Regions from separate parts of the Mus musculus genome. Here all the other regions are linked to region 1. Evidence: chromatin loops called from intact Hi-C (ENCODE). Cell type or tissue: heart. All regions are shown on one strand. Links, peaks and the distances in the headings refer to the core of each region. The heading gives the core; the rest is flanking DNA. Region 1 holds the start of Slc35g2 (solute carrier family 35, member G2). Region 2 overlaps Gm28166 (a long non-coding RNA gene). Region 3 overlaps Nck1 (non-catalytic region of tyrosine kinase adaptor protein 1). Region 4 has its middle 22 kb from the start of Stag1.

Region 1 (7,576 bases), core at 2,090-6,089:
AGCCCACAGTAGCACAGATCTGAAACCCTAGTACTGAGGGGGAGAGGGATGACAGGTCGATTCCTGGAGCTCACAGCCACTCCAGCCAATGGTAAGCTCCAAGTTATGTGAGAGACGCTGTTTCCAAAACTGAGCTGAACAGTGATGGAGACAAGCACCCAGCATCCTCCATCCCCTTACACACCATGCACACCATGCATACGCACACATATACACATATGCACACATATACACCTATGCACACACCTATGCACACACCTATGCACACCCACATGAACATGGACTCACTCTGTGATGGCAGTGTCGATTGTCAACTTAACAACAAGTAGAATTACCTGGGAGATGGGCCTCTGCGGATACCTATTGTTGTCTATGGGATACCTATGGATATCTATGGTTGTCATGGTTACAGTAGTTGAGATCAGAAGGCCCACTACTGTAAAGGCACCATTCCCTGCTCAGGTCCTGGACTGTGTACGTGGAGAAAGGAAGCTGAACAGATGCCTGAGCCCGCTCTGGATGTGATGGCACCAGCTATGTTAAACCCTCGCAGCTTTGACTTACCCGCCACGGTCACCTGTGATTTGAATTATAAGCTTAAATAAGTTCTTTCTCCCTTAAGTTGATTTCTTAAGATACTACATCCTAGCAACAGTTAAAGAAACTCTCATACACATACACACCATTCAAATAGAAATTATATATATGTATATGTGTGTGTATTCTATACAGCATAATACTATAAACAAAGTTAACAAAATTAAAAAGAAAAAATGTGGCAGCATAGCCTTTAATCCCATGAAGCAGATTTCTGTAGTTCAAGGCTGGCACGGTCTACATAGGAAACTCTAGCTAGGCCAGTCAGAAATACATGATGAGATTTTGTTTCAAAAGTACAACAAACAGAATATGGTACTATACAAAGAGTTTATATGAATCAAAAAGTAAGTGAGCATGCCAATAGAAAAATAAATATATGAGTAAATAAGTCGCAAAGTGAGAAATATTGCTAATGAATAAATGAACAAAATTTTTTCCTCTCTACCCAATTAGAAAAACCCTTTAGCAATTGATAAGACCTGTTTTTGGCGAAAGGATGAGTCTACTGAAATTCAAATTTACCATTTATAGTAGCATATGTTCATCTATTTTTAAAGGCACAATTTGTAAATACAGGTTGCCCAATAAATATTCCTTAAATGTGGTGATTTTGGAAATGTTTAAAAGAGGAAATAAAAAATATTTGAACAAATTAATGTCTCAAATGTATCAAAATTAAAATATCCATCATTTGGACCACAAATTTTACTTCAAGAATTTTGTTATAAGACTATATATACTTGCCAGGCATGGTGGCGCACTTCTTTAATCCCAGGCAGAGGCAGGTGGATTTCTGCCAGCCTGGTCTACAAAGTGAGTTCGAGGACAGCCTGGGCTATACAGAGAAACCCTGTCTCAATAAATAAATAAATAAATAAATAAATAAATAAATAAATAAATAAATAAATAAATAAATGAAAATAGTATATACTTAAGATGGGTGTGGTGACACATTTTTAATCCCAGCACTAAGGAGGCAGAGGCAGGAGAATATCTGAGCTCAAGGCCACCCTAGTCCACAGTGTGAGTTCCAGCATGGCCAAAGTTACTTAGAGAAACACTATCAGAAAACAAAACAAAACAAAAAAGATTGTAATTAAACAAGTGTGTGTTTGTGCAAAGAGGTTATATTCACACGGAGCAATTTAAGTGTCCATCATTACATGAATAGCTTTTTAAAATGGAGCATCTATAAATACAAAGAAACAACATTCAGCCTTTAAGAAGAAAGCAATTCTGTCCTATGAAAAATACAAACGAGATACTATGCTGAGTAAAGAAACCAACCACAAACACTGTGTGGTCCCACTTATGTGGAGTACATGAGATGGGCAAAGTCATAGACAAGATGGGAACAGATGTTACCAGGGGCTGGGGAGCAAGGAGAATTAGGGAGTTACTAGTCTATCTGCATTGACGTTTCAGTCACATGAATAAACGCAGAAATTGCTGTACATTGTGCCTCTAGTCAGTCCTAATGCATTATCATCCGTCTAATCTAATGCATTTAAATCTTTGAGAAAATAGATGTTTACCATATCTTTTTTCCCTTAGAGTTCTTTATTTATTTTTATTTTATATGTAAAGATGTTTGCCCGTATAGATGTATGTGCACCTGGTCCATACCAGGTGCCCTCTGAGGACAGAAGAGAGCATAGATCCCCTGCAATCGAACCTACAGGGACTTGTAAGCTGCAATCTAGCGACTGAGAATCAAATATAGGTCCTCTGCAAGAAGGGCAAGCACTCTTATCTGCCAACATCTCTAGCTGTGTTCTTAAGATACTTAGGCCAGGCATTAGGCCCGCCATGGTAGTGCATGCTTGCAATCTCACCTTCTGGGTGATGAGGGTAAGAGGATCAGGAATTCAAGGTCATCTTTGTCTACATACCAATTTTTAGGCCAACTGGGGAAGTCTAAAAGAATCTGTCTAAAAGAAAAAACATAGAGCATTTGCTGGGCTTGGTAGCACATATCCATAATCCCATGCAATCCCAACACTTTGAAGGCTATGGCAGGACAACTTTGCATTTGAGGCCAGTGTGGGAATCAGTGAGACTCTGTCCCAAAACTGTGAACAAACATAAAAGCTGTCCGCAGAACTGTCTTTAACAGGGTTCTCAGCCTTCCTAATGCTGAGGTGACCCTAAGCCATAAAGTTATTTCATTGCTATTTCATAACTGTAACTTTGCTACTGGTCATGAATCTTAATGTAAATATCTGATATGCAGGATATCTGATGTGTGACTACCCCAAAGGAGTTGCAACCCACAGGTTGAGAACCACTAGTCTATTCTAACAAAATGTTGAAGATAAGTGTTCAATAATTACAAGATTACCAAAAACAGAACAGACAGAAGAATGGTCCATCTAAAAGTACATGTGTGCTCACACAAAAGAATTTTTGTATTTCTTGATTACCTAAATTTCTTTAAATAAGCATGCTTTCTTTTGTCTTTCAGTCGATTGATTGTTTGATTGATTGATTGATTGATTGATTGTGTCAGTGAGAAGCCCACATAAGGTCTCTTGAACGCTGAGTGGATGCTCTACCACAGAGCTACACTCCCAGTCCCTCTAATACAGCATTCTCTGGAACGTTGGAACAGATGATTATGAAAATTAATTGTGCTGTAGAGTCCAGAAACTCAAGAGGAGTCAAAAAATAAATAAAAAAAGATAAGTCACAAAAGGTTCTGGGAAATGTGTGGCTTGTGGTACATGATAGCTTTGAAAAGAGATGAGCATTATGTTTGTAGGTATATACTCATACATATATCCTTCACATGCATGCACATACATTAGGGCCGGTGTGCTTGCTCACAGTGTGTACTTTTAGGAAATCAAGCAAGCTGGGTTTTATCTCTTCTTCCAAGTTGAACCACATTTCCCTGCAGTGTTTCCCTCAGGAGACCACGCTCAACCCATCTGTGAAGAGTTTCAGTGTCTAGCCGGCTCCGGCCTGGCCGCTTGCTTTGGCCATGAGTTATTTTTTGGCAAAGGTGCAAAATAGGAAAATATGGCTGGCATAGGCCCAGGAAGTCGTAGACCTGGGCACGAGGAGCTTCAGCACCACGGACACAGTCAACTCTGCTCAAAGCCATTTCCCGAAAAGAGCCCGCAGACTTGGCCCACTCCGCGCCTGCCCCCTCACCCTCCCGGCCTGGTGTGAGACTGTCTAGGAGCTCCTCAATCCTCGGGACGGGAAGTTGCTCCTGCTCCTACCAGAGCCTGGTGACAGCCTGGGTAGTGACGTGGATCTGCGCAGCGCCCCCAGCTGCCCCAGGAAGAGTGAGTGTTCTTCCTGCCAGTTCCCGCGACCCGTCTTCCCCCATGAGCTAAACGGTCACACACTGCGTAAAATTCTAAACCTAGAACCAATTCCGTCAAGAAAATCCGCATTTTGTTCTACGTGGATAGATGAGATGAAACTGACTTGCCAGAGCCTCCACCTCCACACTCTGGTCCTTCCTCCCTATCGAGTCAAGAAACAGGAAAATCTCAACCCATCTAATCTGGAGTTCAAGACTCAAAAGACACAAGACAGGAAAGTGATGGCAAATCCAAAATCTTTGTCAGACTCCTAAAACCACCCAGTAATTTTTCGAAAGTTGCATTCGCAATCACTCCTATGACGCCACAAGCACTCGCCGAGCTTGTGTGGGCTCCGGGGCCAAAGAAGGGACAAGCCCTGACCTTCATCATGCGACTGGGGTTGGGCCCACACAAGCAACTGTGTCAGGCCCGAGGATGGTGCTGACTATCACCCCGCTGTTCCTGTTCTCCAGGACAGCAACGGGGAGAAGTGGGCACTGGATGGCTTTTCTGGCGTCCTGCAGAGACGCGCGCTCCACCGAGGTCTATCAAGTAGGCGGGGCGCTTGACGGGAGCCTACCTTACCCCAAACGAGGCGCCCTACGGGTCACTTGCCACCGACGTGGGGCTCGGTGCGCTCCCTCTTCCCGACGGGGCCAGACGGCTGAGTCCCGCACCGCCCGCTGCTGCCCACCCGCCACCGGCTCAGTTACCTGGAAGTCGCGGCTAGGCCGGTGCGCCGGGGGCACTAGCGGACTCCCGCGCTCCTGGTCTGGCCTCCCTAGCCAGCTGAGGCCGCCGCGCGCTCGGCGGGGACCACTGCAGCCTGGACTGCCAGGGGCGGCCAGCAAGGAGAGGGGCGCCAGACGCGGGCACTGCGCCTGCGCTCTCCGCTGCCCCAACCCCCCACCGCAGGCGCTGCGGGAGTGGAAGACGGCAGGAGACCACCAGGATGTTTGCTTAGACCTGGGGACTGGCCCTCCCCGAGAGGCGTGAGCGTCCCAGGCAATGGAAGCTGCCAACGCCCTGGGGCGGAGAGTGGGGGCAGGCGGGGTTGGGGGGGGTGGGGGGGGCTCTTAGAAGCAATCGACTGCCAGCCAGGGTGACTAGGTCCTCTGGGAAGAGATGAGGAAGCATTCTCCATTCATTTCTATCTGGTTGTAAGAACTAAAAATTATTTCTTGATATTTGAAGTGGTGACAGTATCGATAAACCTTGGGACAGAATAATCTTGGGATATCCCTGAGTCCTGACCGTTTTACCCAGGTTTTGCAAGATGGGAGAAGTCTTGACAATGCAAATGTTTGTATACCCCAATCCCCAAAGCTAAATGAACACACTCTTAAAAACAAACCAAGTCACCAAGGCAATGAGAGTCCAGGAGACAGGCTGGAAGACCATGACTGTAGATTAGGTAAGAAACAATCAGGCCTGAATTATGGTGCTAACTATGGAAAGACAAGTGTCTTCTGCCAGATTTTTCATAGTCTGTTTAGATCCCTTTCTGTCCTGCTCTGACTCAGGACTCACCTTGATGGATGAAGCCAAGTGTCTTCTAGCTTTTGGATAGTGTGGGCAAGTGAGAGACACATGGGAAACAGAGTTACTGTTATCCACGTCTTCATCTCAAAGTCAGAACCCAAATCCTCTGGTAGAGTTTTGTGTTTGCACACCTGACCACTAGCTGTCCTCCTCCTTCAATCCTGGATGGCTCCCAGAGGGTTCTTTTACATATCACATACATATACAAACACAAACATACACACACATATACACATACTCACACGCACACACACAAACACACATATACACACATACTCACAAGCACATACACAAACACACACCTTAATGGATGAAGTCAACTGTCTTCTAGCTTATGGATGGTGTGAGTATATGAGACACACGGGAAACACATACACACATATGTACACATATACACACATATGCATACAAATACAAACACACACATACACACATTTACATACAAATACACACACATACATACATACATATGCACACACATACCATACCAGCTTTTGTTGTGCAAACCTTGTTCCTTAATTTGAAACTATTGGTTGAATAAAGATGCCTATAGCCTGTAGCTGGGCAGAAGAGAGGTTGGCAGGGCTTCGGTTCCCTGGCTTGGGGTCTGAGGCAAAGACCAAAAGGAGAGAGGAGGAAGCCCCCATGGGGTAGGTGGATTGAGAGGACCAGCCCAGTTGGAGTAGGAACAGTCCTGGCAGAACATGGCAAGTGTCAGGATTCTTTTTTGGGGTTTTTTTGTTGTTGTTGTTGTTTTTTTTTTTTTTTTTTTTTTTTTTGGTTTTTCTAGACAGGGTTTCTCTATGTAGCCCTGGCTGTCCTGGAACTCACTCTGTAGACCAGGCTGGCCTTGAACTCAGAAATCCGCCTGCCTCTGCCTCCCGAGTGCTGAGATTAAAGGTGTGCACCACCACGCCCGGCCAAGTGTTGGGATTCTTGACAGAAAAGTAGACAAAAGAGCATAGAGGGCTGATATCTGCCCAGCTCTAATGCATTAAGGCTTATTATGAATATAAAGGTTTTGTGTCTTTTTTCTGGGAACTAAATGATCAAAGGTGGGATAGAAAACCCCAAATAATATTAACTCCAACATACACACAAACACACACACACACCTTTTAGAAATAGTCTCTTTATTCAAGACATTATAATGGATTTTAGTTCATTGAGGTTGGCAATATTTTAAAAACTTGGGAGCCCAGTTGGTGGTAATAATTTCAGCATTTGGAAGTTGGAAGCAGGATATTGAGTTCAAGGCCAGCATCAGTTATATAGAAAGATTCTTGTCTCAAAAAATGAACGGCTGAGAATTTAGTTCAATAACAGAATGCTTGCCTGGCACGTAAAAAGCCTTGGGTTTAGTCCCAGCACAAGTAAGTTAATCAGTTAGTTAGTTCTAGAAGATGAAATGTCTCCTATAGCCATCTTGATGGTCCCTGGGGCTTCAGCATCCATTGTGCCAGGTGATCTATTATGGCCACATAGCCTATGGATGTCAACAATAGTTTGAATAGACCCAAGAATAGAATTCTGACCATCTTGTTACCAATGTGTTCACAATAGACTGAGAACCACCTAAGTGTCCAGCATAGGAGAACTTGTGTGTGTGACTTGGAGAGGGGACATTTCTAGAGCCTCACAGTGTAGTACTCATTCCTTCCCAGCTGCAGCAGACTGCTTTTGAATGGGTCAGTATTCTCAGGGCACTCTTAGATTCCTGGCACAGCATCTGATAAATGTGCTTATGAAGAAGCTGCCGAGTGAGGCAAGCATCCATGGAGAGTCTCCAGCTGTTTCTCCCAAAGAAGATCAAAAAGGACACTGGTCATTAAGTTACCCCTAGTACAACAAATCAGTTTGTTCTAAATCCAGGATCTGACTTTTGTTTGTTTGTTTGTTTGTTTGTTTGTTTCTCGGGCTTGTAAAAAAACAAACTGCTTGCCTGGTTTGAGTTTTTTCCCTACTCATAAAAGAATAAATAGATAGATAGATAGATAGATAGATAGATAGATAGATAGATAGATAGATAGATAGATAGATAGAGCAACTAAAAAATAAAACCACTAAAACAACCCAAGGCAATATCACAATATCACAGCAAAAGTTACCCAAAGGGA
Region 2 (7,576 bases), core at 1,152-5,151, 120 kb before region 1:
CACCCAGGGCCTGCTCAGACCGGAGGCTTAAGCAAATTGGCACTGGCTTAGAAAAAAAAATTCAAACTCTTGATTGCACAATTAGGACCAAAAGTGAATATTAAGTTTGAAAATGTAAAGTAAATCCTAACGCCATGTGCTACTTGGTAAAATGTGTATGTCATCGGCCTAACTGCCCCGAGTGCCTTTCGGTCACTTCTTGTGCTGACTCTGTAGTCGTTATCATAAGAGGTCACAGAAAGACAGGGAGTCCTCTTCTAGCAGAGATCATCAAAGTTCACCTTCCTACGGGTCATTCAGAAGATTTTCCACCATTTCCATAAATAGTTACCAATGTCTTGTGCACATTTAGGATTGCGGTTGTGTTTAAAGAAATCTGGTTATTTTATTTATTCAGGTGTGTGTGTGTGTGTGTGTGTGTGTGTGTGTGTGTGTGTGTGTGTGTGTGTGTGCATTTGCAGATTTGCAGGTGGGTTGTGTGCTCGTGCAGGTGTGTGTGCACATATACCTAAAGAGGCACAAGGGTGATGATATGTGTCTTCCTTGATCACTCCCCCGAGGTGGAAGTCCCTGGCTGTGTCATGCGATGCAGACTCACGTGGTGTTTTGCTGAGGTAAGACCCATGGAAGGACAGGTAATATTTGGAGAGAGTACAAGTAGGACTCAATGGATAGTGATAGAATGCTAGCACAGCTAGATTTGTTGGTCTGGCGTCTTTGCTCATCTTCACTTCATTGAGAGAGGCACAGCAGAGAACTTCTCCTGGGGTCCCAGCTGGTTCTAGTAGCTTCCGCTGACTCATGCAGTTCTGCAGAGACCTGGCTGTTTCTGCTGGATCGCACAACCACTGTTGATTCCTGTTCGGTATCCTGACACTACTGAAGTGGACTCCTGGTCTCCTGGCAAATGAAGATGAGAACTGGCCCAAAGAACTACTTCTAAACAGGCCCACATCCCCTCGTCCTATTTACCATCTTTTCTCCCCTGCCTTTGGTTGGTGGACTAGAAGGGTGGTTGAAGCATTTAAGAACCCTTATTAAAGTAGATTTTGAAGACTCTAAGCCTGCACTCCCCACTTTATTTACTGAGGTAGAATCTCCTAGTTGAACCCAAAGCTCACCTATGCAGCTAGTCTAGCTGACCATCTAGCTTGACCATCTGCTGTCCCTGCCTTCTGGGAGATGGAACTGCAGGCTTGTCACCACCATCACGCAGCGTGTACAGGAGTTCTGGAGATCCCCGGTCCACTCCACACACTTGTGTAACAACTGCTCCACCCACTGAGCCATCTCCTCAACAACAACAACAAAAAAATCCAAGTTTGAAAGTTTTCAGAGCTCTTCACAGTGTGTGTGTGTGTGTGTGTGTGTGTGTGTGTGTGTGTGTGTGTGTGTACAAGCACACACCATGACTAAAGCTGAACACTTAAATATTCTTGGAACTTATGACACTCACTTGTCACCTTTGGGTTTATTATGAGATTTGTGCTGTTACTCAGAAAGTATCTTTGCTTTGAATCAATGTTGGGAAAATGAGACACAGATTCCAAACAATTTTATTTTTCAACAGCGGCTTAGCTGTGAACTTAAGAGCTGTGTGCAGAAACAAATAGAGAAGCCTGGCCTGGAGCCAGGAGCCAGAAGCCAGGGCCCATCAAACTCAGGTTCCACGCATCAGTTTTACAGCCCTGATCAAAGAGATCTCAGTGTTCCAAGGATCAAACCAAGGGCCTCACGTACACCCACACACAACCATTGGGCTACAGCCCAGCCACATATTTCTGTTGCAAAGTCAGTCCACTTGTGTTCTCCTTGAGTGCTTCCTCTTCTGTTTTGTCTAGAGTCAGGGGGTGTTGGCCTCGTGATGCCAACATGATCGGTAGCTCTTCCCTCCTTCTCTTCAGCAGCTCGGTACAGACAGTGTCTATTTGTGTACCCTCTTAGACTCCTGACTTTCAAGTGTACCGAGCACTCACTGACATGTCATCTCAGCTCTGGCTGCAGGACCCTCGTGACACTGACTCCTTTTTCCTAAGGATTTCACTCCTTCGTGTGAACCTCCATGAGCGCCTGGCATTTTTGTTCACTGGGCAGACATTTACTTTGAGCCTTTAGCACAGGGTAGAATCTGCAGGGGTTTTAATGGGTGCGGGGGTGTTTGGTGGTTGTTGTTGTTTTCCCAAATGGGAATGAATACAAGAGAACAAAAAGAGGGGGGAGTCACAGCAAGTTGAGATCAACCCTTGAAAAGTGAAAGCTTCACAATGCTACAGTTTCTGATCTTGTGTGTTCTTGTGAGTGATGACAGTTATTTCTTTTTGTTCGGTTGGTTGGTTTTGTTTTATTTTGTTTTGTTTTTGTTTTGTTTTGTTTTCCAGACAGGGTTAAAGACGCGGGCCAGGACACCTGGCCTGAGATGACAGTGTTTGTTTGTTTGTTTGTTTGTTTTGTTTTGTTTTGTTTTTGAGACAGGGTTTCTCTGTATAGCCTTGGCTGTCCTGGAACTCACTCTGTAGACCAGGCTGGCCTCAAACTCAGAAATCCACCTGTCTTTGCCCCCCCCCCCCAAGGTGTTGGGATTAAAGGCGTGCGCCACCACTGCCCAGCAAGATGACAGTATTTGTAATCACAGTGGCATTCTGGCTGCGCACTGTTCCTAGAGAATCCCAAATTGTCCCCTGAAATCAATTACGGAGCCCCCAAAGTCCCGACTCAGCATTCTCTAGGAGCTTTATTTATGATCTCAAAGTAAACTTAAAAGTATCCTTGAACTTTGGACAAATTGATCTGGGGTGGGGGGCCTTGTGCAGCTGCGGCTGCAGGCACGACCTTAGGATGAGCAAGTATGAAAAACTTGCTGAAGGTCCCTAGGCAATCTCGAGGCCTGTAGTGTGTGGTAGGTGAGCAGTTCAGGTAGCAGAGTAAAGGTAAGAGCTACCTCGTGCTATTTCGGGTCCCTGGAGGGCTTCTGTTCAGGTTCTCTTCTGTGTGGATCAGTTTCCGGCCTCTCCCAGGGCTGCCGATTGCTCGCTAAGGGATGCAAGGAGTGAACATTGCATCTTCTTTGTGAGCCTCCCACTCTGGCAAGGAATCACCAGGGTCCCAGGAGCCGGAAAACCAAAACCAAACCTACAGTTTGGGTCAACAGGGATGTTGCTCTGACTTCACCAACTATGCACAATGCTTTAGATTGAATGATCGGGGGGGGGGGGGGGGGTGGACGACTGGGATAAAGGTGAGTGGCTTGCAGAGTAGAGCAGAGGCAGAGAAAAGGGACCACTGGGCACATGCTCTGGTGTCAGTGAATGCAGAGAGAGAGGACATGGTGGCAGCTAAACTTGCAAGTGACAATGGAGAAACTCTATGTTCCGGTCTAAGCCTGGGGACTTTCTCCAACTGAGCCTTGGTTCCAGGAAAACTAGCCTGGGCTTTTCCCTTTCTCTCATCGGGAAGCCCACGGAGCTTCCTCTCTAGTGGGAACAAATGGATTTTTTTTTTCAGAATTCGCCACAAGGTGGCACCAGACACCGGTAGACGCAATGAAGTCGCTTCCCGCCGGGTGGGCGGTAGAATTGGGCCACCGGATCAGGTCAGGCCGGATTCAAAGGAAAAAGATCCGCATCCCCAGAAAAGTCACACAGGCCAAAGAAGGAAATAGGCCCACGGAAAACAAGACGCCTATTTTAAAGAGAAAGGGAGGAGTATCACAGAGGAGAGATATCATCGGCATTGCAACTCCTCAGTAAAACGGAAAGTTTCGCAAGAAACCTTGACTAGACAGTAAAGTGCGGGAAACGGGCGCTTGACGTGACAGGGGACAGTAACGTGTGGGAAGCAATCGATGGAGAGCCCAGAGAGGCAATTACAGGCCTGCAGGTGGATGCAAGTGGTGTCTGGAGACAGGGACTGGTGGAGGAGAAATCGGCCTGTGACTGACCTCTTGGCAATTGCTGGCATTTTCCAATGATAAAACGAGTGTGTCAATAAGCCCAACACAAATGAGTACTGTGAGCGATGACACAGTAAGGAAGCCGCCAAACTGGCCGCTCCACGATTGGGGGAAGATTTTATTGTGAATGGGGCAGGGGGGCAAGGGGGCGGGGTGGGGGGCCCAGAGACAGAGAGACAGAGACAGAGACAGAGAGAACATCCAGAGGCACCTGGAAGAGTCCAGAGCAGAGGGAGAAATAAGCAGATTGGACATGGCCAGCACTATTGGGAGCAGAGAGAAAGGTGTGTGTGTGTGTGTGTGTGTGTGTGTGTGTGTGTGTGTGTGTGTGTGTGTCATAGAATAGTCTTGAGACTAGCCAGAGTAGCAAGGAGTATGGTATAGAATAGCATACGAGGGAAAGGGGAAAAAGTCTTATAGAGAGCTGGCTGGTTTCTGGGAGGAAGGAAGCCTGTGAATGGAGGCAGCCTGGGAGTTAGCAAAGTGGGGGAGGAGTGGCAAGGGCCAGGGTGCTAACCTGGGCTTTGGGGTGTAAGTAGGGTCTGAGGAAACCTGGAGGCCAGCATAGACTTTGATCTGCAGCCATGGGTATGTATCAATGGACAGCCACATGTCCCCTCTGCCAGAGGCAAGGGACACGACTCCTTTTGGCAGAGGGAATCCCATTTCACAAGTTCCTGAGGAAAGCTGGCTTTTATCTAACCACCAATAATCCTCCTATAGTCTTCCTTGAGCTGAGCCAAGTCTGTCAGGGTGTTTGTTTTTTGTTTTGTTTGACATAGATACTTTCCAAGACCTGACAAGTTAGCAGCAGAAATACATACTGTTGCTCTCTTTCAAATTTTTACTTTTGTATGTGTGTGGAGGGTGTGTGCATGTGTGTGTGTGTGTGTGTGTGTGTGTGTGTGTGTGTGTGTTGTGCCACTGTGCGGACGCCAGGGAACCCCTTTGTGGCATTTGCTCCCTCCTGCCCCTTCTGTGGTTTCCAGGCGTGGGTTGAGCCCAGGTCTCCAGGCCTGCTCTGCCAACGCCTTTAGCCATCTGAGCCACCTCACTGGACTTAATTCATCTTGAGAATTAGTTTGTCCCATCGTCTTCTTGGTTATCCCTATGGGCTGATGATTTCAGGTAGATTTTTATTGACGGATAGCCTTTCTCCTCGGCGTGCTCAACTCTGCCCCACCTGTGGCCAGGAGAGACTCCTTTTAGACTGGTTATGTAAAGTTTTGACTGACCCAATTGTTCAAAACTTGGTTTTCTGATGGAGCAAGGAGTAAATGTTCTAGAATTCCCACAAGCCTTTCCCTTCCAGACCAGACACAGAATTAGCTATTGTTCTACGAAAACCTTGACTTCTTGGAGGATAAACAACGTTGAGAACCAAAATGACGTCATCGGTGTGCATTGTGGAGGGGTTTGATTCTACCCTGCCACTTCAACAGGAAAAAGCAAAAGCACTTTTTTTTTTTAACACCAAACTATGGGTTTCAAATGGTGTGACTTCCAACTTCAGGTGGCACAAAAGACTTGTGCATTTTATGCAGGCGTGACTCCACATTATCCATTGTTTAATTTTGTCTTAGGGTTTCTATTACTGGGAAGAAGAAAAAAAAAAAAACCACCATGACCAAAAGTAACTTGGGAAAGAAAGGGTTTATTTTGCTTACACTTCCAATCCATCAGAGAGGGAAGTCAGAGTGGGAACTCCAGCAGGGAAGGAACCCATAGACAGTTGCTGACACAGAGGCCATTGGCCTTGCTCAGCCTGTCTATCTTATGGATCCCAGAAAGACCAGTCCAGGGACTGCATTGTCCATAGTGAGTTGGGCCCTTCCCCATCATTCACTACTTAAGAAAATGTCCTGCAGGCTTGCCTACAACCCAGTCTTGTGGAGGCATTTTCTTAACTGAAGTTCCCTCCTCCCAGGTGACTCTGGTTTGTCTTAAGTTGACTCCTCTCAGATGACTCTAGCCTATCTTAAGTTGACATTAACCCTGGCCATCAAAGATCTGGTTCTAACAACACACTGTTCCTATGCAAACTTTGACGTCCACAATTGACCCTCCGCAGTTTTGATGCCCAAAGTCAGGTTCTTTCAGAATAAAGAGTATTCATTTGCTTCATCTGATAGCTTAGGAAAATAACTTTTTAAAGAACTATCAATAGAAACAGTACAAACACTGAATAAATTTTGTTTTAGACAGCATACCCCTGAGGATTTGTTGCCAAGTTACTGTGACTCAAATCACACATAATCTCTCACACCAGGGGCTACATGGGGACAGAAGTGTGGGTTCCGGTGTTGGTGTTCATTTTCATCTTTAGAGGGCTGTGACCTGCCCTGGGCCAATTTTATTCTCTATCTTTTCACTTTTTCTTAAGGCTTATTATAAACTCTCGGTATACTAATAATTCGCTTACTAGTAATATCGTATTGTTTAATCATCTCCCTATTGTTCATTGAAATCCAAGCTCCATGAAGCGGGACTTTGTTTTGGGATGATGCTAAGTGTTCTGTGAAGGCACAAGTAGAGAATCTGGGTCTGTGGGAAGCAAGGGCCACATCAATTAACATAATCAAGACAATCCCCCACAGACCTGAGCTCAGGCCAACCCGATCTAGACAGTCCCTCACTCAGAATCTTCCTGCCTGATTCTAGATAGCATCAAGCTGACAATTAGAACTGTTACACAGACAGAGAGAGGAAAGAGGGTTCTAAGAGAGTAAACCAGCTCTGAGGAGGTAGCTATCCCCCCATCAGGAGCAGGCTCTGTTTCTGATGTTCGGGTGGGGTCCAATATCCACATGTTGGGAACCTTAAGAGACAACAGAATAATTGAGAGAGGTCTTTATGTAGCTACAGAGGCCAGCAAAACCAGGGAGCATCCCATGAGAAACTGTAACAGAGGAAGGCTCGGGGTAATTCTTTATTCTGAGCTTAGGTAACAGAGGAATGAAGTCCCTGGGGTGAGGGAGCAGAGAAGAGAGGGGAGAAAAGATGAAGGTTAATGTAAGTATGCAATTTTTAATTCTGTAAACAGCACATTTCCAGACCAGTTGAAATATAACATTTAACACACGCTTCACAAAAGAGTCAAGGCAGAAATATACAGAACAGGACAAAGGCAGGGAGCCTCAGCCCACACCCCTACATATCTGCCCACACCCCTACATATCTCTCCTGGAGTCCCCAAAGTAGAGATGAGGCCGTTGGCATCTGTGCTGAAGACGGACTGGAAGCACCTGGTTGAAACCGTTACACTGTCTCTACCCTTGTCTGGCTGGTGAAGCCCAGGAAGTTGGGGCAGAGACAAGCCAGCTCCAGGTTCCAGAGGGGGAGGTGGTGGTGAGCCTGACTCTGCAGAGAGAGATGAAGCCACCTCCTTTCATCCTCCTCTGACTGAAGCTGTCCTCCACCCCTCCCTCGCTGCCTGGAGGTAGTGATGGTTATGCCTCTAGTCAGGGGTTCCTGATGAGTACCTGAGAGCGACTGAGAAACCCTGAGTGAATTGTCCTTAGGAAGAGAGCTGGTGTGATTTACTGTGGACAAGGTCCTAGGATCTGATGACATTTCATGAACCCACAGCAGCATCCGCGCATGTCCCATCATGGACGGGCTACGGCC
Region 3 (7,576 bases), core at 1,153-5,152, 49 kb before region 1:
CCAACTCAATTCTTCAACGAATTAGAAAGAGCAATCTGCAAATTCATCTGGAATAACAAAAAACCTAGGATAGCAAAAACTCTTCTCAAGGATAAAAGTACCTCTGGTGGAATCACCATGCCTGACCTAAAGCTTTACTACAGAGCAATTGTTATAAAAACTGCATGGTACTGGTATAGTGGCAGACAAGTAGACCAATGGAATAGAATTGAAGACCCAGAAATGAACCCACACACCTATGGTCACTTGATCTTTGACAAGGGAGCTAAAACCATCCATTGGAAGAAAGACAGCATTTTCAACAATTGGTGCTGGCACAACTGGTTGTTATCATGTAGAAGAATGCGAATCGATCCATACTTATCTCCTTGTACTAAGGTCAAATCTAAGTGGATCAAGGAACTTCACATAAAACCAGAGACACTGAAACTTATAGAGGAGAAAGTGGAGAAAAGTCTCGAAGATATAGGCACAGGGAAAAAATTCCTGAATAGAACAGCAATGGCTTGAGAAATGGGACCTCATGAAACTGCAAAGCTTCTGCAAGGCAAAAGACACCGTCAATACGACAAAAAGACCACCAACAGATTGGGAAAGGATCTTTACCTATCTTAAATCAGATAGGGGACTAATATCCAATATATATAAAGAACTCAAGAGGGTGGACTCCAGAAAATCAAATAACCCCATTAAAAAATGGGGCTCAGAACTGAACAAAGAATTCTCACCTGAGGAATACCGAAAGGCTGAGAAACACCTGAAAAAATGTTCAACATCCTTAATCATCAGAGAAATGCAAATCAAAACAACCCTGAGATTCCATCTCACACCAGTCAGAATGGCTAAGATCAAAAATTCAGGTGACAGCAGATGCTGGCGAGGATGTGGAGAAAGAGGAACACTACTCCATTGTTGGTGGGATTGCAAGCTTGTACAACCACTCTGGAAATCAGTCTGGCGGTTCCTCAGAAAATTGGACATAGTACTACCGGAGGATCCTGCAATACCTCTCCTGGGCATATATCCAGAAGATGTCCCAACCGGTAAGAAGGTCACATGCTCCACTATGTTCATAGCAGCCTTATTTATAATAGCCAGAAGCTGGAAAGAACCCAGATGTCCCTCAAAAGAGGAATGGATACAAAAAATGTGGTACATTTACACAATGGAGTACTACTCAGCTATTAAAAAGAATGAATTTACGAAATTCCTAGCCAAATGGTTGGACCTGGAGGGCATCATCCTGAGTGAGGTAACCCAATCACAAAAGAACTCAAATGAAATGTACTCACTGATAAGTGGATATTAACCCAGAAACTTAGTATAGCGAGATATAAGGTGCAATATGCAAAACATATGAAACTGAAGAAGAACGAGAGACCAAAGTGTGGACACTTTGCTCATTCTTAGAATTGGAAACAATCACCCATGGAAGGAGTTACAGAGACAAAGTTTGGAGCTGAGACAAAAGGATGGTCCATCTAGAGACTGCCATATCCAGGGATCCATCCCATAATTAGCCTCCAAACGATGACACCATTGCATACACTAGCAAGCCTTTGTTGCAAGGACGGTGATATAGCTGTCCCTTGTGAGACTAGGCCGGGGCCTAGCAAACACAGAAGTGGATGCTCACAGTCAACTATTGGATGGATCACACGGCCCCCAATGGAGGAGCTAGAGAAAGTATCCAAGGAGCTAAAGAGATCTGCAACCCTATCGGTGGAACAACATTATGAACTAACCAGTACCCCAGAGCTCTTGACTCTAGCTGCATATGTATCAAAAGATGACCTAGTTGGCCATCACTGGAAAGAGAGGCCCATTGGTCAGGCAAACTTTATATGCCCCAGTACAGGGGAACGCCAGGGCCAAAAAATGGGAATGGGTGGGGAGAGGGTGGGGGACTTTTGGGATAGCATTGGAAATGTAATTGAAGAAAATACGTAATAAAAAAAAAAAAAAAGAAAGAAAGAACTACCTTCAAAAAAAAAAAAAAAGATATGCTTTCCCCCACAACGGTAATTCATTGGTTTACATAAAAAAGGACTCTAAACAAATTCTCTTAAATGTTCTGACAGAACTAAACTTATTTTTAAAAAAGGATTTATTTATTTTATGTGAGTACACTGTTGCTGTCTTCAAACACACCACAAGAGGGCATCGGATCCCATTACAGATGGTTGTGAGCCACCATGTGGTTGCCAGGAATTGAACTCAGACTGGAAGGGCAGTGTTCTTAACCTCTGAACCATCTCTCCAGCACTCTCAATATTAACTTGTAACTATGGCCTATTATTTGTTGTTTTGTTCTGAGGCAGGGTTTCTCTATTATGTAGTTCTTGCTTCGCTGACCAGGTTTGCCTTGAATTTCCAGAGTGCTTTCTGTCTCTGTCTCCCAAGTGCTGGGATTAAAGGCATGCACACCTGGCTACACCCTCTGTTCAACACCCTTTTGCTTAAACTTAGCCTAAGTTTTCTAAACCTCATCTATCAAATTTAGCTAAAATTTGCTTTTTTTTTTAAACACATACTACTGTCCATATCACATCCCCACACAACATGAGTTAAGATTATCTACAGGAACATGCCTATCTCACTAAGAGGGATCAAAGCACAGGATGACTGGCAAGAGGGAAGTAAAGTCAAAATTGAACTGAACTCTCAGCACTCCCAAGAGAAAACAAAAACTAGGAAAATTCACGTGAAAGGAGTTCTTAAACATTCACCTATACTTCCACCAGGTGGCGCTATTAGCTGTGTCCCAATGTTGGTGCCTTCCTGTGTTCTGCTACTGGAATTCCTTTCCAGGACATCAGCATGCTCCTTTTTAATTACATGCTTCCAAGTGTCCTTAACTGAATCTATGTACAAACACAGCAATAAACAGCTAACTAGATAATACAGTGCTCTAAGAGGGATCTGGGATGAGGGGGTGGGGAGATGATAGGGCCAATTCTCATAGAAATGGAATAGTAGTGGAGAGGGAGAGAGCTCTAAACATAGTTTGCCTCCTGCAGACATGAGGACCTGAGTTCAAACCACAGAACCCATGTAAAAAGAAAAAGCAGAAATGGAAATGGTGGTGTACTTGTAATCCCAGCTCTGGGAAGGCAGAGACAAAGGCAGATCTCCAGGGTCAGCCAGCCTAGTGCAATTAGTGCATTCCAGATTGGTAAAAGGTGCTGTCATAAACTCCTCAGGACAGCTTCTGAGGAGCACACACACAAACACACTCACTCACAAATTTACTTACCTTGGAACTCAACAACAGGTTAAATAAACATTTTAAAGCAAAAGCAACCACATAGCTTTATCTGTCTGTACCTCAGATAATGAATGGTCTGAAGCATAGAGGGCCTGGATTGCCTCAATGAAAACCCCCAGTCCTTGCCTGTGTTTCTTTTCCCGTTTAACACTGGACTGCTACAAGCACTTTGAGGAGAGATTTTCTTTTAATTAGACCCCTATTCTTTCCAATATAATTATGCCTGTCTCTTTGACTGGCTTGTATTTTAATACTTAGTTACACCAAAAAGGGCTTTACTGTATGTAAATCAACTAAGTATGGAACCAAACAGCTACCAAGATGACTTAAAACACAGAATCAGTCTCCCACATACATAATCTTATATTGTTATTCAATACTCACTAAATTTTATATACCTTCCAACTGTTCATACTTTTTGTGACAGCCATCAAATTTGGAGACAACTAAATATTCATAGTAAAAGAGAAACTAGCATCCTACTATTATAAAATTGCCTTGTCTTTATAGATCCCTTAGTCAACTACAAATCTAAATCAATGAGTACACCAGACCAAAATATCTATACTTCACCTATTTCTATAAATTAATTAAGAACACCTAATATTAAGTTTGTCAAGACAGTCACTTGTGATCTCAAATGCCCTTAACCCCAGTACTCAAAAGAGACACAGGCAGATCTCTGAATTCAAGACCAACCTGGTCTATATAGAAAGTCCCAGGACAGCCAGGGCTACTCAATGAGACCCTGTCTCAAAGAAAGGCTATCAAACCATCTAACCAGGAAACGCTGAGGAAGGAGAATGTTTGCCATTGGCATAGGTCATGAGCAATGGGACCCTTTTTTGGCAAGTTAGATGTTCCTGTCTGAAAACAACTAGTGGCGGAGGAAGGGGGGGGGGGACATCTACAGGGAAATCTACCATGCTAGTTACACATACAGTCTGCTGTGCTTTAACTCATCACTTGACAATTTCCTGTTTCTGATAAGAATCAGCTAAGTAACAGTACCCAAGTAACTAAGTCAGGAAGTTTAGATGGGTTACAATCTCTCAGTGAACTATGAAAGGAGAAAAATCAACAATAACTTTGATATGCTACAGCAGGCATAAAGAGAAGGAAATTTACAAGATTACTGTAATCAACATTTTAAGCCACAACATCATATAGTTTATATTGCTAAATATTCTAACTAATGAAACACTCTACTACTTACAAAACAAAAATTAGAAGCACATCAGAAATAGAGGATTAAATCAAGTTGTTTTGTTGAGTTTGGTTTGGTTTTATTTTCTTATTGTTTGGTCAGTTGTAATCACATGTAGCCCAGGCTGGCCTTAAAACTCACTATATAGGTGAGGATGATCTTGGCTTTGAACTACTGATATTCCTACCTCCAATCCCAAATGCAGAAATTTTAGACCTGTATCACCATGCTCAGCACGATTAGGTTCTTTTAAAGATAGGGAACAATTTTATCATATTTTATTCAGGTTTGAATGATTACTTTGGATACATAACCAAGATGAGAAAACAAGAAAGATGAAAAAGTAAAAGGGTATTGTGCATATAAAATTCACTTGTTCATTCAACAAATATTAACTGAATAAATGTACACTAGGAGAACAAACCAAGTTCTGAAAACAAAGGAAGAGAAATCAAGTATTCTGCTAATAAAAGGAATTCTAGTGAAACTCCTGTTTCTTCAACTCATTTATACACGCCTTAGACTAACACAAGAGTAACACATTCCCTATATGATGATTTTGTCAGTCATCACAAAATCTTACTTTCTATCCTCTCTGAATTAAAATAAATTTACCCAAGATTACATCCTCTCGGGCTGGAGAGATGGCTCAGGGGCTGCTCTGCCACAGAAAGGACCCAGCTTCTGCATGGCTTCTCTCAACTATCCCTAACTCCAGTCCTGACATCCTCTCACACACAGACAGACAGACATGCAGGCAATAACACCAATGCACATAAAAAACAATAAATAAAAGAACATACCAATTCTGGAATCTGAAGAGAGGATTATGTTTTATAATAACTAAAGGAGCAACCAGTAAAATAGTAAACAATCTTGCTAAAGTAAATTACAATCATACAATTATAATACAAACTGTGAAAATGTATAACAAAGAATTGCATTAATATAAGACATTAGTTATTAGTTAAAGAGTTATTACCCTAATCCTTAGGTTACTGGATGGCTAAGAAACAAAATAGAATCACAATTGACTACATCCATTTTAAAGTGTTCTGAATGAGATAAAAATAACTGATGGGGTCAAGGATGTAGCTCTGGGTATATCGCCTGCCTAGAGCATGAAGCTCTGCTGAGCTCAATCATCATCACCACATAAAACCAGATGTAGTAGCACATGCCTGTAGTTCCAGAACTGGGGAGGTAGAGACAGAGGATCCAAGATCATCCTTAGTTTAAAGCCAGGATGAGTTAAAAGAGACCCATCTCAAAACAAGAACAAATTTACCAACAAGGAACACTGAATTACTTCTACTTAAAATTTCACATGTAAAGCTGGAGACAATCCTCAACACACACACACAAATCCTATGTTGAAATCCAAGCCCCAGCACCTTAGAATATGGCTATCTGGGTAGCTTCAGAATGTAAATGAGATAAATGAGTTTACCAACAGGCCCTTATCCAGTATGACTGGTGTTCCTGTAAGAGAAGTTTGGTTCACTTAAAGAGAAAGCAGTTATCCAGAAGCCCAAGACAGGAGGAAAGTTAACATACAGAAGAGGAGGCTCTCAAGAACTCTGCTGATACCCTAACCTCAGACTTACTATCTCACCAAGGCTCAAGGGTTATGGAAGAAGAGGGGACAGAAAGACTGCAAAAGCCAGAGGCAATATACAAGGAAACTGGTTTTCCAGACACAATATGGCAGCTGCATATGAATTCATGGCAGTCGTAACAACACGCACAAGATCTGCACAAGCTCAAGCCAAACAAAATCTCAATGTGGAGGGGAGGGACACAAAGTCCTAAACCTATTGAGGAACTATTGGTAAATGACAGCTACCAGGAAAGGGTGGTTTTAGTTTTAAGGATGTGGCCCCTAGGTGGTCTAACTAGTGCCAGTGGAAGGCCATATAACTCAGTGTAGTAGATAGGTAGTACTAACATGACTTCATGGGTTTAAAAAAAAAAAAAGGTGAAGACACAAAGTTGGGTGGATATGGCTTGTGGGTATGGGAGGAGATGTGCAAGAGGGATGAAAATGTTCAAAATACAATGTATGAAATTCTGAAAGAATTACTAAAAACACTTTTTAATATAAATTCCAGGATTGGCAAGACAACTCAACAGTTAAGAGCATACATCATTCTTGCAAAGAACCAGAGTTTAGCTCCCAACACCCATATCATGTGGCTAACATTTGCCTATTAACATCAGCTCCAAGGGATCCAACACCTCTGGTTTTCGCAAGCACCAGCATCGATGTGTATACACACACACACACACACACACACACACACACACACACACCTATACATTCTATGACTTATTAATTACATGTATAGGGAACTGGTCTATTATTACTTTAAAATCCTAGCACGTTTCACAGCACTACTCCTCTGTCAGACACCTCCATTTGCCTTTCTTAGAAATTTCCTGTTGCAACCCACCCTAAACCCAGTTAACTGTATGACCAAGCCAATGATCTGGATTAATAAACCCTATTCAGTCACCTCCCTCTCAACTCGCTGCCCTTGTATCCTTTTAACAGGATTCAAGTGAATGTACAGTAACAGCATTCTGGCCATATACATAAGGAGCCAAGCAGCTTACTAAGATAATGAAGCATCCTTTAAGTGGTCTCCTGTTCCCAGTCTCACTTTCTTCTATTTGGAAGAATTTAATTGTCATTTTTAGAAAAAGTTAGCTGGAAACGTGAATTTTTCCTTTACTATTTACTAAGTGGCCTTGAGAGTTAAACTGAATGAAGTTTCAAATGAATTTGCCTTGAGTTACAATGAACTTATTATTTTTGTGGTCCTTAAAACTCTACAAAGACAAGAACTCTTTCAACACGAGAGAAACTAAAGTCATGAGAAAATTCTAGGAAGGTGGCAAAAGAGGAAGTCACAAGAATGTCTCCAAACCTAGATTAGCACTAGCATAATCTGGTCTGGTCTGATCTATTCAGGGAATCCTAAATAGAGACCAGTACAAGGCAACTTCAGTGCAAAGTTATGAAATACAAGGTATTGCTAATCTGAGTTGATTTCAGCTCATTCTGCGGGCAGTGACTACCTGCTCAATACCTTGGCAGT
Region 4 (7,576 bases), core at 2,088-6,087, 52 kb after region 1:
GAGGCTGAGGGACCAAGGCTTCCTTGAAACCCTTTTGGAAGGAGGTATGGGAAGCAATGGGTCATCCTTACTGGATGGGCGTTATCAGGATACTGCCTTAAAGTAACCAAAAAGGAATACTGCAAGACTATATCCAGTCTTGACTCCCAGGATGACAGTCACCTTATCCTCTTTTGGGAGCTTTTTGAACTCCAGAACTCCCTTCCCCGATCCCCACCACGCCCCCCCACTCAGGTAGATTTGCATATTTGGGAGGGGCAGGCATACGACAAAATATAACAATATTAATTTTAAAGGTAAATATTTTTTAACCAATAATTTAATTTAAAAAGCAAAACATTTAAACAGGGAAATCAGTAAGTGTCGACTATAAGCTACCAACCAACCACTGCTTTCTCTATAATTAGGATTGAAAGTGCATGCCTTGTGTTTGGACTCCTGAGGTCATTCCAGGTTCATACTTGCAAAAGCGCCAGACTAGACAATACACATTCCCCAAAGGCAAAGGTGTTTGGATTCGTGAGCACACATTTGGCCACCCTATTCCACCCCACCCCCAATCCACACTTTTATTATCTCTCAATAGAGAGGGGAGAGGGAGGGTCTCTAGGGCCGATGAAAAAGGCAGGAAACCACATGGTTCTCAAAAGCCCACTGAAGGGCGGGAGAAAAGACTCAGTGGTTAAGAGTGCCGGCTGCTCATCGGAAGGACTGGCGTTTGGGTCCTTGGACCCTGATCAGGCGCTCACAGCCACCTCTAACTCTAGCTCTCGGGCATCTCTGATGGCTCTTGTTGGTTGTCAACTTGACTGCATCTGGAACTGAGTAAAACCCAAGCGGGGGTGGGATTATTTTCTTAATTAAATCATTGGACGTGGGAAGACCTCTTTTAAGTCTGGATCTGGATGGAGGTGGGAAGACCCACCTTTAATCACGGCCACATCTTCTGCTGGCAGCCTATGCAAAGGACAGGGAAGAAGGAAGCTTGCCTCTTTGCTCGTTCCCTTGTGTTCTCGATGGCAAGTCCGCTCCTTCACGGACATTAGAGCCTACTTCTTTGGAGTCCTTGTGTTGATACTCAAGAGCAATTGAAATATGGAGCCTCATGGATTAAACAACCCCTGGATTCTCGGCCCTTCCCTAGGTAGACAAGCATTTTTGGACTCGCTGGACCACTGCCTGAAAGTCATTCCTAATAAATTACCTTCCTATATAGAGATTCTATAAAATCTATTTCTCCAAAGCATCCTAACATAGGATCCAAAACAGTCTTCCAGGTTCTGCAGTTACCTGTATGCACACACCACACACACACACACACACACACACACACACACACACACACACACACACACACCGTAAAAATAAAAAGAGCCCACTCAAAGAATTAGCTGAGAAAAACCTTTTCATTTCATGAACAGTATCACAGACAATTCATTTTTTATGGATTTTGATTAAAAAGACAATGTGAGCTGTGTTCAAGTAATATTGCAAAATTGTACTTGGAACTGTTTTATGATTGATTATATTAGCCGGTGATCTTAGAGCCGTGCCCTCCCTCTGAGGCTTGGGTCATGTGTTTATTTCATATCGATTTCTTCCTGCTACCGGTTTACAGTGAAATAATATCAAAGATTCATTTCCCTCTGTCTTCCATATAGCTCCCCAATTCATTGGTTTTTTTTTTTGAAATCTTTTCTAGTTTCTAATTTTAAATGTATTGCATAAATCTTGATTTAGTTCATTTTTCTACAGATATGTGTAATACAGCGCAGCAATCAATGCCTATAAAGGCAGAGTGGTGGGGAGAGAAACAGCAATGGGGTAGAATCGCGATCAAGTACTGCGCTGATCCACTTCCTGTTGGTTTTGGCACCTGAGCACCCTTCGCTCCTGGAGGGGGCAGGGGTGTCTGGTGCTCATCTGCTTCTGAGAGCAGGACTAATCACCCATCTGGTTTCACTCACTTGGCTTTGTGCTCTGCCCAGAGTGTTATTACACACAGCCATACCACACCCACTCTCTCACCTACATAGGGTCCCATCAAGGGGCAGAGCAGAGGCGCTCATCTACCTCATCCCCAACCCAGGATTAGGCCTGTGTCCTGTTGGAGACCCGACCCTCAGTAGTGGCGCTGTGACGCCATACCCGCAGCTGTGGCTTTGTGTGACCTGGCCCCAGTGCCCTTTTTCTCTAGTCTTGGCAGTGGATGTGTGTTCTAATGCTTCTTCAAGCGATTCTTTTGTCTGCCCTTTGATTTGAGGGGAAATAAGGGAAGGATGCCATTTCATCAGAAAAAAACCGTAACTGCTAAACATACATGACAATTATTTAAAGAAGTAATTATCAATGATTCTAGGCAGAATAGTCTTCGCCCCCAAAAGTGCGTACGCGCGCCCGTACACACACACACACACACACACACACACACACACACACACACAAAATGGAAAAATTATCTGCTCTTCCTCTTGTGCTACCTTCCAACGAGGTGCACTGGTTAGAAATTCCAATGTAATTTGAATTTAATTACTTTGTCCCTTGGAGATTATTCTATTGCTAAACAATCCTTTTCTTGTGTAGGTATGGGCTCTCCGGTGTGTGTGTGTGTGTGTGTGTGTGTGTGTGTGTGTGTGTGAGAGAGAGAGAGAGAGAGAGGTGGTGTGTGGCAATCTCTTTGTTCTTCAGGAGCACACCACCTTGTTTTCGGGTCTCTGACTAGACTGAGATCTTGCTGAACAGAGTAGGGGGTCCTAGGGATAAGCCTGTCTCCAACCCTCTTTTTAAGGGAACATTATTTTAAATATTTTATATTTATGTATTTTTAACACTTTGATATATTTATGCTCATCTTTTTCTTTGTGTGAGTATATGGATACATACATATATGGATGCATATAAACAATCCCTAAGTTAATGTCAACATTGGTATCAAAGTGCATATATAACCTTACAAACTAATTTCTAACATTTGCTGATGGGTTTTTTTCACATTGATGAATATGTCAACACAGAATATTCTGAATAACACATCCATGTGCATCATTTATGATACACTTTCTTTTGCTTTTCATAATACAAGTCATATACTTACATATCAAATTCTATTAATTTCTATTTTAAATTCCTAGGATCCATTTTAAGAAACGTTATCAGCTACCAAAGGTCTTTTCATGTGGTTTAATCATTTCCCAGAATGACATCTTGGGTGTCTCTTGAAGTCAACAGCAATATGAAAGTCCTGTATCTCTTTAATATGTGCATAGTTCCTGTTATTTAGTGCTAGTTCCCTGGAAGGCAGACTCTGAGGTTAAGTTTGACTCCTAATATTTAATAGAGTGTTCTTGGCATTAGCATTTGTAGAAGAGAGAAAAAGAGGCACATATGTGGAGGACAGAGAATCACTTCTGAGAGTCTGTTCTGAACTTCTGCCTCCTAGGCCACGGGAATTGAACTCACATTGTCGGGATTGATGGCAAGAACATTGACCTGCTGAGGCATTTAGCCAGCCCCAATCTCAGAGTGTTCAAATCCTCACTGAAACAAAATAATCCCCCACTCATTGACAAATGAAAAAATGTATAATTTCCATGGTTTGGCAGACTTAGTGTTTCGATTTGATGATGTGTTTAGCAAAGAAGAAAAGAAAATAAAAAACTGTAAGGAATTTTGTTTGGTTTTGGTTTCCTCAATGTCATTTTAACAAAAATTTCTGAGGGGGTTGTGAATGCCCATGAATGAATTAATAATATGCTAATGCTCTAAGTCCTTCCTGTTGTGGGAAATATTAAAAAATAAACCTGCCAACTCTCTGAGGGGCTGGACTACACTTCCTCTCCTGCCAGCCCACCAACTCTTGGGCCACCAGACCACAGGGCTCTTGCCCGGCCATCTCTCTGGTGCTCACCCCCCCACCCCCCAGTTCCTCTTACTACCACGCACAATACCCAGTACCCCGGTAGAATCAAGACTCTTAAAGCTTAATTAACCAATCAGATTATGTATCAATAATATCACAATTTACAAGATGCCAATACAATAATTTCAGAGCCAATTGATAATGATAAAAAGCCTTATCCCAATTAACCTTACCATATGACAACTACTTGTGGCTGGTAAAAGCCATGCAGATACACATCCGAAGCCATCTTCCTTCTCCTCCTGCCCTGACACACACACTCTCTCTCTCTCTCTCTCTCTCTCTTTCTCTCTTTCTCTCTTTCTGCAACTCTTAGCTCTGTCTCCCTTTTCCCTGTTCAATCACAGACCTCCTTGTACTGATGTAATTGGACAGGGAAAATCCTGTGACACCTTCCTTATAAAGTAAATAAACCTAAGATTACAGGTGACCTCTTTTTTTTTTTTGTAAGTTTTTATTGACTTTTTGTGAATTTTACATCATGCAACCCAATCCCACTCATCTCCCATCCTTCCATGTCCACCCACCACCCTTGTACCCTCCCCCCAGAAGAAAATAAAAAATAAAAATAAAAAATAAAACAAAACAAACACATCTCACCGTGGAAGCTGCAGTGTGTCACAGTGTCACACAGTCACCCTTTGGCCACACAGCTTTACTTGCAAATGCTCGTTGCATTGAGTCTGGTCTGCTTTGAGTCCTCTGGCCTCTGCCATACTAACAATACTGGATCCTCACTGGGACTCCACTTAGAGATCCTGTTGTTCCCTGTGTCATGGAGCTTTGGGTCTGTAGGACCAGCCCTTTCACACACTCCAGCAGTTCATAGATGGGCTAGATGAGGGGGGTGGGCCAACCAAAAGCCCTGGATCTGGGCTGAACTAGCTCTCCCGGACTGCCCCACAAGGAGTAGGATCAGCTCAAGGGTGACACGCTTAGACTGTTCAAGCATTTTGTGGAATTACTAAAGAAGTCTATTTCATATATAGCAATGTAGCCTGAATAACATCATTAAAATTCAGCAGCAGATTAAAAAGATGATTACTTGGACGTCTCCAGGAAGCAGCTGGTATTTAGATCACTGATTTTTTGTTTGTTTTTAGTATCATCTTTTGAGCATCCTCCGTATGTCACAAAATAAAAGTTCTACTTTTTAGAATACTATGCACACACGCAGACATATAAACATATATGTATATAAAAATAAGACAGTGAAATACACATCGAGGTGTGGTTGGCATTTGTGGTACCCTAAATGCTTGATGAAGTTCTATGTACTCTGTAAATAGTATTTAGAGATTTTGAACTATCTGGGATATTAATGTCTGACACATGAGTCTCTGGCAGAGATCCCCTCCTTTTCCATATGCAGTCTCTTCATTCTGTTGTCTCCTTTGCTCTGTGGAAAATATTTGTTTTTATCTCTGTCTTTTCTGCTGTTGTTTTCTTTTAAAATTTTTAATATGCATTGATTGTTTCATACACGTATTTTGACCAGTCACCCCCCCCCCAACTCTTTCTAGATCTACCCACCACCACCTATTCACCCAACTTGTGCTGGCCAAATGCTCTTGGATGTGTGGTCTTCCACTAGGGTGGCTGGCTTCTAGGCCTATGCTCTTAGAGAAAGAGCCTTTCCTTCTTCCAGGAGATAACAGCTCTCAGTAGCTTCTTGACTAGAGGCAGAACTTTGTGCCTAACTCCCTTCACCATGCTAAAATGTGTTCTGGCTTGAGCTTTCATAGTTTTATTCATGATATTCCAATCGTTGTGAATTTGTTTCCATGTGCAGCTGCCCCGCTGTGTCCAGTAGGTATGTCTTTGCTGCTATCCACCACACCTATCTCTCAGACTGCTTCTAAATTTTTATTTATTTAATATTATTATTATTGTTTTTTTGAGACAGAATCTCACCAGGTAGCTTCAGCTAGCCTGGAATTTGCTATGGCCTCAAACTTACAAAGATCCACCTGCTTCTGCCTCATGGGCACTAGGATTAAAGATGTATCCCACATGCCTGGCTTAATTATTATTTTTTGCAATTTTTAAACATTAAAGTGGAATCATACCATGTTCTGCACCCCTTTTCTCCTTCCAGTCCCTCCCATGATCATGTGTGTGTGTGTGTGTGTGTGTGTGTGTGTATGAGTGTGTATGTGTATGTATGTGCTCATGTGCGTATGTGTTTATATTTTATTTGCAAATGTAACAGTAACTTTTTAAAAAAGAGCCTATGAAGTTGAGAGGGAGCAGGAGAGAGGATCATAGCCAGGCATGTGGGATACATCTTTAATCCTAGTGCCCATGAGGCAGAAGCAGGTGGATCTTTGTAAGTTTGAGGCCATAGCAAATTCCAGGCTAGCTGAAGCTACTTGGTGAGATTTTGTCTCAAAAAAACAATAATAATAATATTAAATAAACAAACAAACAAACAAACAAACCTGCTGAGCCCATTAGTGTTGCTTATGTGTGATTTCAGGGCTGACCATTTGGATCTGGATAACCAAACAAGGGACTTATCCTAATTCTTCCTTTCTAGGCAGCCTTGAGTGGCCTGTAGTTCTTTGACTAGACGTGGACATTTAGAGGTTTCCCTCTTTCTGTCTTAGCATTTCTACTGGTTATTGTTCAGGTCTTGTTTAGGCAGTCATGTTGTTGAGGTATCATGTTACTTCTGTCATTTTTTTCTTTTTCTTTTTCTTTCTTTTTTTTTTTTTGTGGGTGCAGAGAACATTTATTGATGGTATTAAAAAGAGTAGGGAGGGCCCCCTAGGTCCCTCCTGTTATAGGGGTCTGGGATGGATATTGTGAGGGAGATGCTCAGTGTTGGGGGGTCAAGTTGGGAGGGGGGACTCCTCAGCAACTGAGGGCCTCTCTCTTGCACTCAGTGTCCTTGCTGGTGCGAGGTCCAGGGCTTCTTACTCCTTGGAGGCCATGGAGGCCATGAGGTCCATGACCCTGTTGCTGTATCTGTATTCATTGTCATACCAGGAAACAAGCTTTACAAAGTTGTCATTGAGATCAATGCCAGCCCCAGCATCAAAGGTGGAAGAGTGGGAGTTGCTGCTGAAGTTGCAGGAGACAACCCGGTTCTCAGTGTAGCCCAGGATGTCCTTTAATGGGCCCTCTGATGCCTGCTTCACCACCTTCTTGATGTCATCATACTTGGCAGGTTTCTCCAGGTGGCATGTCAGATCTACAACAGATACATTGGGGGTAGGAACACAGAAACCATACCAGTGAGCTTGTTCAGCTCTGGGATGACCTTGCTGACAGCCTTGGCAGCATCAGTGGATGCAGGGACGATGTTCTGAGCAGCCCCATGTTGCCACACCACAGCTTTCCAGAGAGGCCAGTCACAATCTTCTGCGAGGCAGTGATGGCATGGACTGTGGTCATGAGCCCTTCCATGATGCCAAAGTTGTCATGGATGACCTTGGCCAGGTAGGCTAAGCAATTGGTGGTACAGGATGTGTTGCTGACAATCTTGAGTGAGTTGTCATAATTCTTGTGATTCACATCCATCACAAACATGGGGGCATCTATCTGTAGGAGGGGAAAAGATAATGACCCTTTTGGCTCCACCCTTCAAGTGGGCTCCTGCCTTCTCCATGGTGGTGAAGATGCCAGTAGACTCCACAACATACTTGGCACCAG

What was found. Hi-C counts contacts between places; a loop is a spot of excess contacts. Peaks named below come from ENCODE experiments on the same cell type or tissue, not always from the same donor. Only the 100,000 strongest peaks of a DNase experiment are listed, where the experiment ranks them.
Region 2: a loop joins it to region 1, with 12 times the contacts of the local background. A loop is called at or near these places in 3 of 42 quality-filtered maps.
Region 3: a loop joins it to region 1, with 4 times the contacts of the local background. A loop is called at or near these places in 2 of 42 quality-filtered maps.
Region 4: a loop joins it to region 1, with 2.4 times the contacts of the local background. A loop is called at or near these places in 5 of 42 quality-filtered maps.

What each region holds. Positions count from the first base shown.
Region 1 is chr9:100,566,318-100,573,893 of GRCm38, forward strand. Slc35g2 (solute carrier family 35, member G2) reads right to left here and starts at 4,768. Exons shown (of 2, transcript NM_001101483.1): 1 at 4,631-4,768. In heart, for the core only: a CTCF peak has its summit at 3,893 (motif pointing left); DNase peaks (open chromatin) are centred at 3,854, 4,594 and 4,784; H3K4me3 peaks cover 1,832 bases; H3K27ac peaks cover 1,520 bases.
Region 2 is chr9:100,450,854-100,458,429 of GRCm38, forward strand. Gm28166 (a long non-coding RNA gene) reads left to right here. Exons shown (of 3, transcript XR_871066.2): 2 at 561-614; 3 at 808-2,173. It overlaps Il20rb (interleukin 20 receptor beta), which reads right to left. Exons shown (of 7, transcript NM_001033543.3): 7 at 6,866-7,576. Among named protein-coding and RNA genes, the nearest start is that of Gm28166, 4.7 kb to the left of the region's middle. In heart, for the core only: a CTCF peak has its summit at 3,520 (motif pointing right); a DNase peak (open chromatin) is centred at 3,538; H3K4me3 peaks cover 1,347 bases; H3K27ac peaks cover 939 bases.
Region 3 is chr9:100,518,021-100,525,596 of GRCm38, forward strand. The region is part of intron 1 of Nck1 (non-catalytic region of tyrosine kinase adaptor protein 1); the gene reads right to left. Among named protein-coding and RNA genes, the nearest start is that of Gm46139, 18 kb to the right of the region's middle. In heart, for the core only: CTCF peaks have their summits at 2,142 (motif pointing right) and 2,745 (motif pointing right); no DNase peak of the experiment used is centred there.
Region 4 is chr9:100,618,137-100,625,712 of GRCm38, forward strand. It overlaps a transcript of Stag1 not described here and the pseudogene Gm8661. Among named protein-coding and RNA genes, the nearest start is that of Stag1, 22 kb to the right of the region's middle. In heart, for the core only: no CTCF peak of the experiment used is centred there; no DNase peak of the experiment used is centred there.